2 separate regions of the Homo sapiens genome follow, and region 2 is linked to region 1. A link is an interaction called in ENCODE POLR2A ChIA-PET data of the cell type or tissue named here. Cell type or tissue: MCF 10A. All regions are shown on one strand.

What was found. ChIA-PET counts read pairs that join two places held together with the same protein. Peaks named below come from ENCODE experiments on the same cell type or tissue, not always from the same donor. Only the 100,000 strongest peaks of a DNase experiment are listed, where the experiment ranks them.
Region 2: POLR2A ChIA-PET joins it to region 1 with 15 read pairs; 8 of 35 experiments call an interaction of 5 or more read pairs at or near these places.

What each region holds. Positions count from the first base shown.
Region 1 is chr17:28,110,845-28,115,844 of GRCh38, forward strand. All of the region lies in intron 1 of NLK (nemo like kinase), which reads left to right. Among named protein-coding and RNA genes, the nearest start is that of NLK, 71 kb to the left of the region's middle. RefSeq lists an enhancer at 2,770-3,271. In MCF 10A, no CTCF peak of the experiment used is centred here; no DNase peak of the experiment used is centred here.
Region 2 is chr17:28,056,150-28,061,149 of GRCh38, forward strand. The region is part of intron 1 of NLK (nemo like kinase); the gene reads left to right. Among named protein-coding and RNA genes, the nearest start is that of NLK, 16 kb to the left of the region's middle. RefSeq lists enhancers at 2,037-2,086, 2,147-2,246. In MCF 10A, no CTCF peak of the experiment used is centred here; a DNase peak (open chromatin) is centred at 1,952.

The DNA.
Region 1 (5,000 bases):
TTGTTTTTGTTTTTTTTTGAGACGGAGTCTCGCTCTGTCGCCCAGGCTGGAGTGCAGTGGCGGGATCTCGGCTCACTGCAAGCTCCGCCTCCCGGGTTCACGCCATTCTCCTGCCTCAGCCTCCCAAGTAGCTGGGACTACAGGCGCCCGCCACTACGCCCGGCTAATTTTTTGTATTTTTAGTAGAGACGGGGTTTCACCGTTTTAGCCAGGATGGTCTCGATCTCCTGACCTCGTGATCCGCCCGCTCCTTTAATTCTTTGAGCATATTTACGATAGCTAGTTTGGAAGTCTTTTTCTGAATAGGACATCTGGACCCACTCAGAAACAGTTTCTGTTTGTTCGTTTGTTTGTTCGTTTGAGACAGAGTCTCGATCTATTGCCCAGGCTGGAGTGCAGTGGCGCAATCTCAGCTCGCTGCAACCTCTGCCTCCCGGGTTCAAGTGATTCTCCTGCCTCAGCCTCCCAAGTAACTGGGATTACAGATGCATGCCACCATGCCTGGCTAATTTTTTTTTTTTTTTAGTAGACACAGGGTTTCACCATGTTGGCCAGGCTGACCTCAGGAGATCTGCCCACCTTGGCCTCCCAAAGTGCTGGGATTACAGGCATGAGCCATCATGCCTGTCCAGAAACAGTTTTTATTGACTGCTTTTTTCCCCGAGTATGGGCCACATTTTCCTGTTTCTTAACATGTTGTGGAATCTTTTTGCTAAAAACTGGACGTATTAGATAATACAGTGTAACAGCTCTGGTTCTGATTTTCCTCACCTCTGACGGTTGTCATTATTGTTGTTATGTATATTTGCTTATTCTTAAATGACACGTGCAGACTTAATGTGCAGAATCTGTCTCCCCACTGAGGTGTAGCCAACTCGGGTCTCTGCTCAATTTTGTTTTGTTTTTTTTAATTTTTAGCCTAGCTTTCTTGGAGTCCTGCTTGTGTCTGCATAGCTGAGTGGTTGGCTATTGGTTAAAGGTTGTGCTCAGGCATTTTGAGCTAATAAGGCTTATACCGTGTGTGTGTGTGTGTGTGTGTGTGTGTGTGTGTGGTGTGTGTGTGTGTGTGTGTGTGTGTGTGTGTGTGTGTGTGTGTGTGTGTATGTGTAGGGAGAGCATGTAGTTTTCAAATATGCCCAGCTTTTATTTTCTGCTGAGCCCTCAGTTTTTCCTCACATGCAGGAAGCCTCTCAGTCAGCAAGAGATCTATGGAGAGTTCAGGCTATCTCCAGTCTCCTCTGGGCATATATTCAGCCATCAGTTAGCCAGGACTGTGTGGGGGAGTTTAGCCCCCTCTGTGGCTCTCTCATTTCCAGAATCTCCTTGTTAAATTTCTAGATTTCTGATAGTCTGCCCTTCTTCTCAACCAGGACAGCAGCCTTTGAATAACAGAGCTATAGGCTTTCTCTGTTCTTTTCTAGTTGAGTTTAATGCTTTGACCCCACATTGCTACTGGGTGTGGGTTTTTTGCCCTCCCCTTCAAATCATGTTAGCTCCCTGTGACAACGAAGCTGCTGGGTTTTGTAGCCAGCCTTGCCCAGGAACTATTAGATGTACTGGTGCTTGGGTAGGGTGTGGCAGGGGTGGGGTAAGAAGCTGACCCAAGCTGTGACTCCCACTATTCTTACACAAATTTCAGCAGTTTTTTGTAAAAACACTTAAATTTGTCATTTGACTTTGGCCATTTTTCTGGAGTCCCAAAATGGCTGTTTTTGACACTTTTGTCTAGTTTTATAGTTGTTTTGAGGGGAAAGGATTTGCTGACCTCTTCAATTTGCCACAGCTGGAAGTCCTGCCTCCTGTTTTGTTTTGTTTTTGTAATATTTTTGGGTTTGTTTATTTTTAACAGGCTAATTGAAAACCTGAAGCACATCTATATATTGTAGCTGCTTCAGCATTGTGCTTCACAACGGAAGAAGTTAGGAGATTGTGATTAGATTAGGGGTGGGGCTGTAGTCCTAAATTTGCTGACAGCGCTTTCCTGTGGAATGCTTCCTAATAATGTATTCTTGTGTAATGATGAAGGAAATGTTTGTTTTTTTTTAAGCAAGCAGATTCCTTTGGAATTCTACAACATAAAAAAGACATTATAGTATACTCCTCTCTACAGAATGAATTTGGCACAGGGAGAGAAGTGACAAAGTTCTTTGGGCTGGTATAGATGTATATCTATATGAAAAATAATGGAAAGACTCATCCTTTTAAAAAGTTACTCATCCTTTTAAAAATTATACAGGTTTAAGCTAAAATTTTTTGTGTGCTAGAAAATTAAGCTGGGCAGTTTGCCTTTTTAAAAAACCTTTCTAATTATTTAGTAACACACATACACAAAATAAAATGTATAACTCAATGGTGTATCACAAAGTGCACACCTCTATGACCACCATTCAAGTGAGATACAGGACATCACCAGTACCCAGAAGTCCCCTGTGCCCTCTGGATCCATACCCCAAGAGAAGGTTCTTGGATCTCACACAAGAAAAAATTGGGGCAAGTCCATAGAGTAAAGTGAAAGCAAGTTTACTTAAGTAAAGGAATAAAAGAATGACTACTCCATAGGCAGAGCAGCCCTGAGGGCTGCTGGCTGCCCATTTTTATGATTATTTCTTGATTATATGCTAAACAAAGGATGGATTATTTATGCCTCCTCTTTTTAGGCCATATAGGGTAACTTCTTGGTGTTGCCATGGCATTTGTAAACTGTCATGGCACTAGTGGGAGTGTCTCTTAGCATGCTAATGCATTATAATTCCAGAGGTCACTCTCATCACCATCTTGGTTTTGGTGTATTTTAGCTGGCTGCTTTACTGCAACCTGTTTTACCAGCACGGTCTTTATGACCTGTATCTTGTGCTGACCTCCTATCTCATCCTGTGACTTAGAATGCCTTAACTTCCTGGGAATGCAGCCCAGTAGATCTCAGCCTCATTTTACCCAACCCCCATTCAAGATGGAGTTGCTCTAATTCAAACGCCTCTGACACTCTACCACCATTGTCCTCTCCTCCTGAGATAATCACTATCCTAACTTTTATGCTAACTACTTCCTTTCCCGACAGTTTCTATCTCCTAAGTGTGCATCCCTAAACATTATAGTTTAACTTTGCCTTTTTTTTTAATATTATGGAAATGGTATCTTGTAGTGTATATTTATTGTGCCTGGTTTCTTTTGTTCAAAATTATGTTTGTAAGATTTATCTATGTTGTTGCATATAGCAGTAGTTCATTTTAATTGCTGGAGAGTATTCCATTGTTTGAATATACTACAATTTGTATACTGTATATTATATATTGAACATTCTGTTTGTGGATATTTAAGCTATTTCCAGTTTTAAGGGTATTACAAATATTGCTGCTCTGAATACGCTTGCATGTGTCTTAATGTATAGATATGCATATTCCTTTTGGTTATATACCTAGGAGTCAAATTGCCAGGTCATAGTGTGTATATATTTTTGACTTAATAGATAATGTCAACTTGTTTTCCAAAGTGATTATAACAATTTACCCTCCTAAACTATAAGAATTTCCATTGCACTTCATCTCAACAAAACATTTGCTATTGTTAGACTTTTAAAAAATTGATTTGTAGGAGTTCTGTATACATCTGGATAAGAGCCCTTTGTTCCTTATAAGTGTTGCAAGCATCTTCTCCTATGTGACTTGCATTTTTGCCCTCTTAATGTAGATATGAAAAGACGTTCTTGATTTTAAGGTAGTCAAATATATCAATATTTTCCAGTGTAATTAGTGCTTTTTGTGTTCAATTGAAGAAATCTTTCCCTGCCTTAATATCATATTCTTCTATACGTTATCTTCTAAAAGCGATGTGATTTTGCTTTTCATGTTTATATCTACATCCTACCTGGAATTTGTTTTTGTGTATAGTGTGGAGTAGGTTTGGAGGTTCATCTTGTTTTTCCATGTGGATATTTCATGGTTCCAATAACATAGATTGAAAAGATATTGTATCTGGCAGGGTTTGATCAGGAGAAAGAAACCACACCAGTTATTTAAACAGAGTTTAATATGGAAAAAATGTTAATTAGGTATAAAGTTGTCAAGTAGATAACTAAAAATGCAAGAAGAAAACACTAAGATATCACAAAAGTAGCAGTTTCCACCCCACAGCAGGAAGAATAAAGGGAAGAGATTGGAATTATTCAAATTTAGAACCCCATGATGTCTGAGGAGAGGATACTGGCTCACTTGTGCTGGTATCTGGCATGGAAGATGCAGTGAGGCTAGTTCTGCAAGTTTTGGCAGAACTGTAAACTGGATTCAGCTACTGCTATAAGAAGGTACTACTGCTGGGAGTGAAGAAGTATTGCTTGGGTGTCACAGAAACAAGAAACAGACAGGAAGCCCATAGGAGGTGCAAGTCCCTTCTTCCTCCACCACCACCCTTGCAGTCTCTCTCTACAACATTCTGTTGGCAGAGCCTAACATGGAGCCAGTTGGCAAAACCAAAATGTGGTTTGTAGAGTTTAGCCCCAGCATGATAGAGCAGTGTTTAGGCGGATGGGTTTGAAGCTGAGAGACAATAGCTTAATAACTGATACAACCTTCCTGTCTCCACTGCTCTGCAGAGCCAACTTTTTGGTAAGTCAAGTGTTCATATAGGCGACAGTCTCTTTTTAGATTGATTATATTTCTGTTTCATCTGTCTTTGTACCAATATTACACTATGTAAATTACTGTAGCTTTATTATGTCTTCATACCTAGTAGAGCAATTTTTCAAAACCGACCTATCCTTCTTCAAGTGTTTTAGCTGTCCTTAGCACACTTAAATTTATAGAAAAACTTTAAAACTACTTCATCTATCCCCCCCATCAATTTGGGGGGAGTTGACAATTTTACAATGTTGAGTTTTCTAATCTGTGAATATGATACATCTTTCCATTTATTCTTTAATTTTGCTCTGTAATATTTTTTAAACATCTTGTATAGAAGTCTTGAGTAGCATCTGTTAGCTTTAATCCCAGATATTACATATTTTT
Region 2 (5,000 bases), 55 kb before region 1:
TTGGGATCATGATCACACTGTATTTACAATTTTGTATCCTGTTTGTTTCACTAACATTGCAGAATGAGATTTCAGTCATTTGTTTTGAGGGCTTTTTCATTCTCACAAGCCTAGAGCTCTGCCTCAAAGAAACTAGAGAGTTGGAAGATACTTTAGAATGCGTCTAGTCTAGCTGCCTCATTTTATAAGTGGGAAAATTGAGACCCAGAGAAGCTAAGAGATTTGTTCAACGTTGCACAGCTGGTTGGGGGCTGAGCCAGAGTTTTTGCTGTTTTGCTGCTTTACCAGTAATACCTGTCCAACTAAATGCCTATTGAAAATGGAGGAAGTGTTCTTACAAAAACAAAACAAATAAAAAATGAAAACTCTATATAAATGAAACCAGGAACGTGCATCTGAGAAAAACCATGGAATATTTAGATTAATCTGTTGGTTATTTTGTGTGGGCCAGTGACTCTGATTAAATGTTTTCTGATTAAATGTCACAGACTACAAGATTTTTGGTGAAGAACAACTCAGTCTTTTCATGTTATATGTAACTAAGTTGTATATCTATTTTGAGCATATCATTCTTCCACCTATTTTTTGAAAACTTTTAAACCTCAGGAAATTTGAAAGAATTGTATGATATATCCAATGTAACTAAGTTGTATATTTATTTTGAGCATATCATTCCCCTACCTATTTTTTGAAAAGTTTTAAACCTCAGGAAATTTGAAAGAATTGTATGATATATCCAGAAACTGCACTCCTAGATTTCTTCTCAATTAACATTTTGTGACTTCTGCATTACCTACCTTTTTTTTTTTTTTTTTTTTTTTTGAGATGAAGTTTTGCCCTTGTTGCCCAGGCTGGAGTGCAATGGCGCGATCTTGGCTCACTGCAACCTCCGCCTCCCGGGTTCAAGCGATTCTCCTGCCTCAGCCTCCTGAGTAGCTGGGATTACAGGCATGCACCACCACGCCCGGCTAATTTTTGTATTTTTAGTAGAGAGGGGGTTTCTCCATGTTGGTCAGCCTGGTCTCGAACTCCTGATGTCAGGTGATCCACCCGCCTCGGCCTCCCAAAGTGGTGGGATTACAGGCGTGAGCCACCACGCCCAACTGCATTACCTACTTTGAGGCTATTTCTACAGAATTTGCGGAGGTTGGGTTATGATTAATTTAAGACTTATACAGTGTTAAGAAATTTGTGGTCACTGCATCAACTCACTGTTCCATGTAATGAATTTTGTAAGCTCTCCAACTAGAGAAGGAACTCGAAGTTTTAAAGCTTGTGACTATTTTGGAATGCTATTCATTCTCTTAATAATTAAAACAAAATTCAGTGTAAATCAAATGTGTAAATCAAACATGTACCAGTCAAAACTGAGCTTCAGGCAGTATAGAAATATTCCATTCTACAAACTTTTTTTTGTTGTTGTGGTTTTTATCTCAGGTTGAGACTTAAGGGAACATTTTCAAAATAGTGTAAGATCTGGTTTCACAATTCTGTGACAGAGGACATGATTTTATTGTTGAAGTTAAATTTTAAGTTATTGTAGCTTTTTTTAAAGTAAATTACCCTAATGCAGTCATATGAGCTGATGATGCTATGATTTGTGTCACTGCTCTGTATTTTTCAGTACCAAATAATTCCTTTGTTAAACTCATTTTCAGTAAATGAGCCATTGTTTCCCCAAGGGTAATGATTATTTCCCCTATATATAGTACAAAGCCTTGAGAAATAGATTTTTAAATCTAAAATATGAGTTAATGATTGGAAAAGGCTGAAATCATCACTGTGTCAACTGTATGTGTGAAAAGGGCAACTGCTGTGTTTGCTGCCTAGGCTACAATATAAGATACTATGTTTACAAGAAATCCAATGACAGCAAGGCTTTAAAAGTGAGGTCTTTCAGTTTAGATGCAAAAAGGGTGGTTCTGTTGAGTCAACCCAGCTATTTCACTACATAGTTTCGTAATGTAAACACCTAGAATGAGGTAGCTGGAGTGCAAATCTAAATGGCTTGTGACAGTTAAGGAAGTACATAGGCAACAGTTACTGGTTTTCTTGATGCAGCTGATATCAGTATCTTCAAATAAATCACTGACTTAAAGTACCTCAGCAGGAAAGACATTAAATAGGGACACCGTAATGTTTAACTGGTATAGGTGCTGAAGGTCTAGTTATCAACATCTATCAGCTTGTCTCTGTAGGTGGGCAAACTTTAAATAACTAGTTTTTGTACCCTGATTTTCTTTTCCTCTTAAAGTAGATACTCATTCTTGAAGACAATCTGTTTCTTTCAATGCTAATGTAAGTGCTTATAACCACTTGTGACATGTTCTCTACCCACCGATCCACTAAAAATGATGAGAGTTTCGAAGATTCGGGTCATGTCTTAGTTGCTTCTTCAGAGCCTAGCCTGGTCCCATGATGGGTGCCTGTTGGTTGCTGAATTGAAAGCTTCTAGGCTGGGCATGGTGGCCCATGTGTGTATTCTCAGCTACTCAGCCTACTTAGGAGGCTATGGCAGGAGGCGCTTTTGAGCCCAGGTGTTTGGGATTTTAGTATGCAATGATTGCTCCTGTGAATAACCACTGCATCTAGCCTGGGTGACATAGCAAGACCCATCTCTATGTAAAAAAGGAAGAAAGTTTCCAATGCTGAGTTTGTATGTGATGGTGACTCTGAAAGAAGAGTACCGTCAGCAGCCAGGCGCCATGGCTTACACCTGTAATCCCAGCACTTTGGGAGGCCAAGGCAGGTGGATTGCTTGAGCTCACGAGATCAAGACCAGCCTGGGCAACATGACAAAACCCCGTCTCTACTGAAAATACAAAAATTAGCTGGACATGGTGGAGTGTGCCTGTAGTCCCAGCTACTTGGGAGGCTGAGGTGGGAGCATGGCTTGAGGCCAGGAGGCAGAGGTTGCAGTGAGCTGAGATTGTGCCACTGTACTCTAGCTTGGTCAACAGAGCCAGATCCTGTCTCAAAAAAAAAAAAATAAAGTACTATAGTTGGTTCTTGCCATTATGTATTAAAAGATCCCGATTTCTTCACACACTGGCGGAATTTTTATGAGAGGACACTTGTTATTATTTATTATTATTATTATTTAGACCCAACCCGATGGTATTGGTTTTGTTTTCTTATGTTTGGATTTTTTATTTTTTTTTAAGAGTGAGAGCTCTAATCTAAAAATAGTATATGGTAACCAACTATGTCCAGAAATAGTCCTTTATTTTGAAAAGAAATAGTCCTTTATTTATACTGTTTTCTATAATCTACATAAAGTTAAGAATGCTATTGAACTGTTTAGGGAAATACCCTTTTCTTTGCAGTACTGTGATCTATGTTAGAAAAATAGAGATCCAGTTAATAGAAACTGTGTCCAAAGTCTTATCTAATATATCAAAACATACCAAAGTAGTCTGCGATGCTAGAGTAGAAAAAAAAGTTCAATTCTAAGCTCTTTATTCTGTTTTATAAACGTATGAATAAATGGCAATTTAGTGTATACTAGAGATCCTTTTTCAAATTAGTGAACAAAGAATGGTTTATTCCAGTGGTATGGTGGCATATGTTTAACAACAGGCTCTCTGAAAAATAAAAAAGCTGTAGTTTAGGGTTTGCTGATCTCTGTGGTGTAAATACTATAATGGCCAATTTCAAACCACTAATGTGAAGTCACTAAATGCTGAATTGGAGAAAGATATGCACTAGCACGCCCTTATATGGTATTTTCATCATACAGATAAAATAGGTGTTAGATAACCTTAAGAGCATAAATCATAATAAAATAACTAGGGAGTGATGATTCCTAAGTATTTGTTACCTTTGTTTTAAATATGATTTATTTTATTCTAAGTTTATATAACATAGTTTTTTATGGTTATGTTTCACAGTCAGCTTACAAAATTCCAGAAAAATGTAACTGTCATGAGCAGCATGCACCAGTCCCAGCACACTGGTTTATTTTGTTGGGATACTTAGCAAGCAGTGGGGAAGAATAAAGTTTATATTCATTATATACAAAAATGAAGTCCAAGTGGATTAAAGATTTTAAGAAACAAAGCCAAAAAATAAGAAAATATAACTTTTTATAATCTTGGAGGGAAAGACACTATTGACTTTAAAGCAAGAAAAGAACATCAGATTTGTCTATGAAGACATCTAAGATGTGTATTTGGTAAAATATACCATAAAAAAATGCCTAAAAGAAAAAGCAAAATCTAGGGAGAGGATATTAGCAATATATGTGAAAAATAAAAGTTAATATCTTTAATATTAAAAGAGCTCTCTTTTTTACTTTTTAAAAATAGAGACAGGGTTTCACTATGTTGCCCAGACTGGTCTCTAACTCCTGAGCTCAGATGATCCTCCTGCCTCCGTCTTCCAAAGTGCCGGGATTACAAGCATGAGCCACCACACCCAGCCTAAAGAGCTCTTAAAATCAACAAGAAATACACTTGAAGAACCCAACAGAGAATGGGCAAAAGCTAGAGAATGGGCACATAGAAGAAATACAAATTGTTAAAAAACATTAAAGGATTTCACTTTCGTTAATAAACATGCAGAAATAGATAACACTTTTAAACTGCTAGATATTTTAAAGTAATAATCCTAGTTGTTGCAGATGTAGTGAAACACACACACACTCAAATTTTTTATGATAGCATGGATGGATGGAGTCTTGATTGGAGAGCAGTTTCGCAAAATTGAATGCACACGCTCTTTGGAGCAATCATTGACCTTAGATACAAAGATATATTTATAAGGATGTTCATTTACTGTTATTTATCATCCTCCCAGATTGAAAGCAACCTAAATGTCTATGAGTAGTAGAGTGGTCATCTTTGAAATATACCCACAATTTATTAAATGAAAATCTGTATCAGTGACCACTTAAGATGGGGTCTGGCTCTGACACCCAGGCTGGAGTTCAGTGGTGCAATCATAGCTCACTGCAGCCTTGAACTCAGGCTCAAGCGATCCTCCACAGCCTCCTGAGGGCC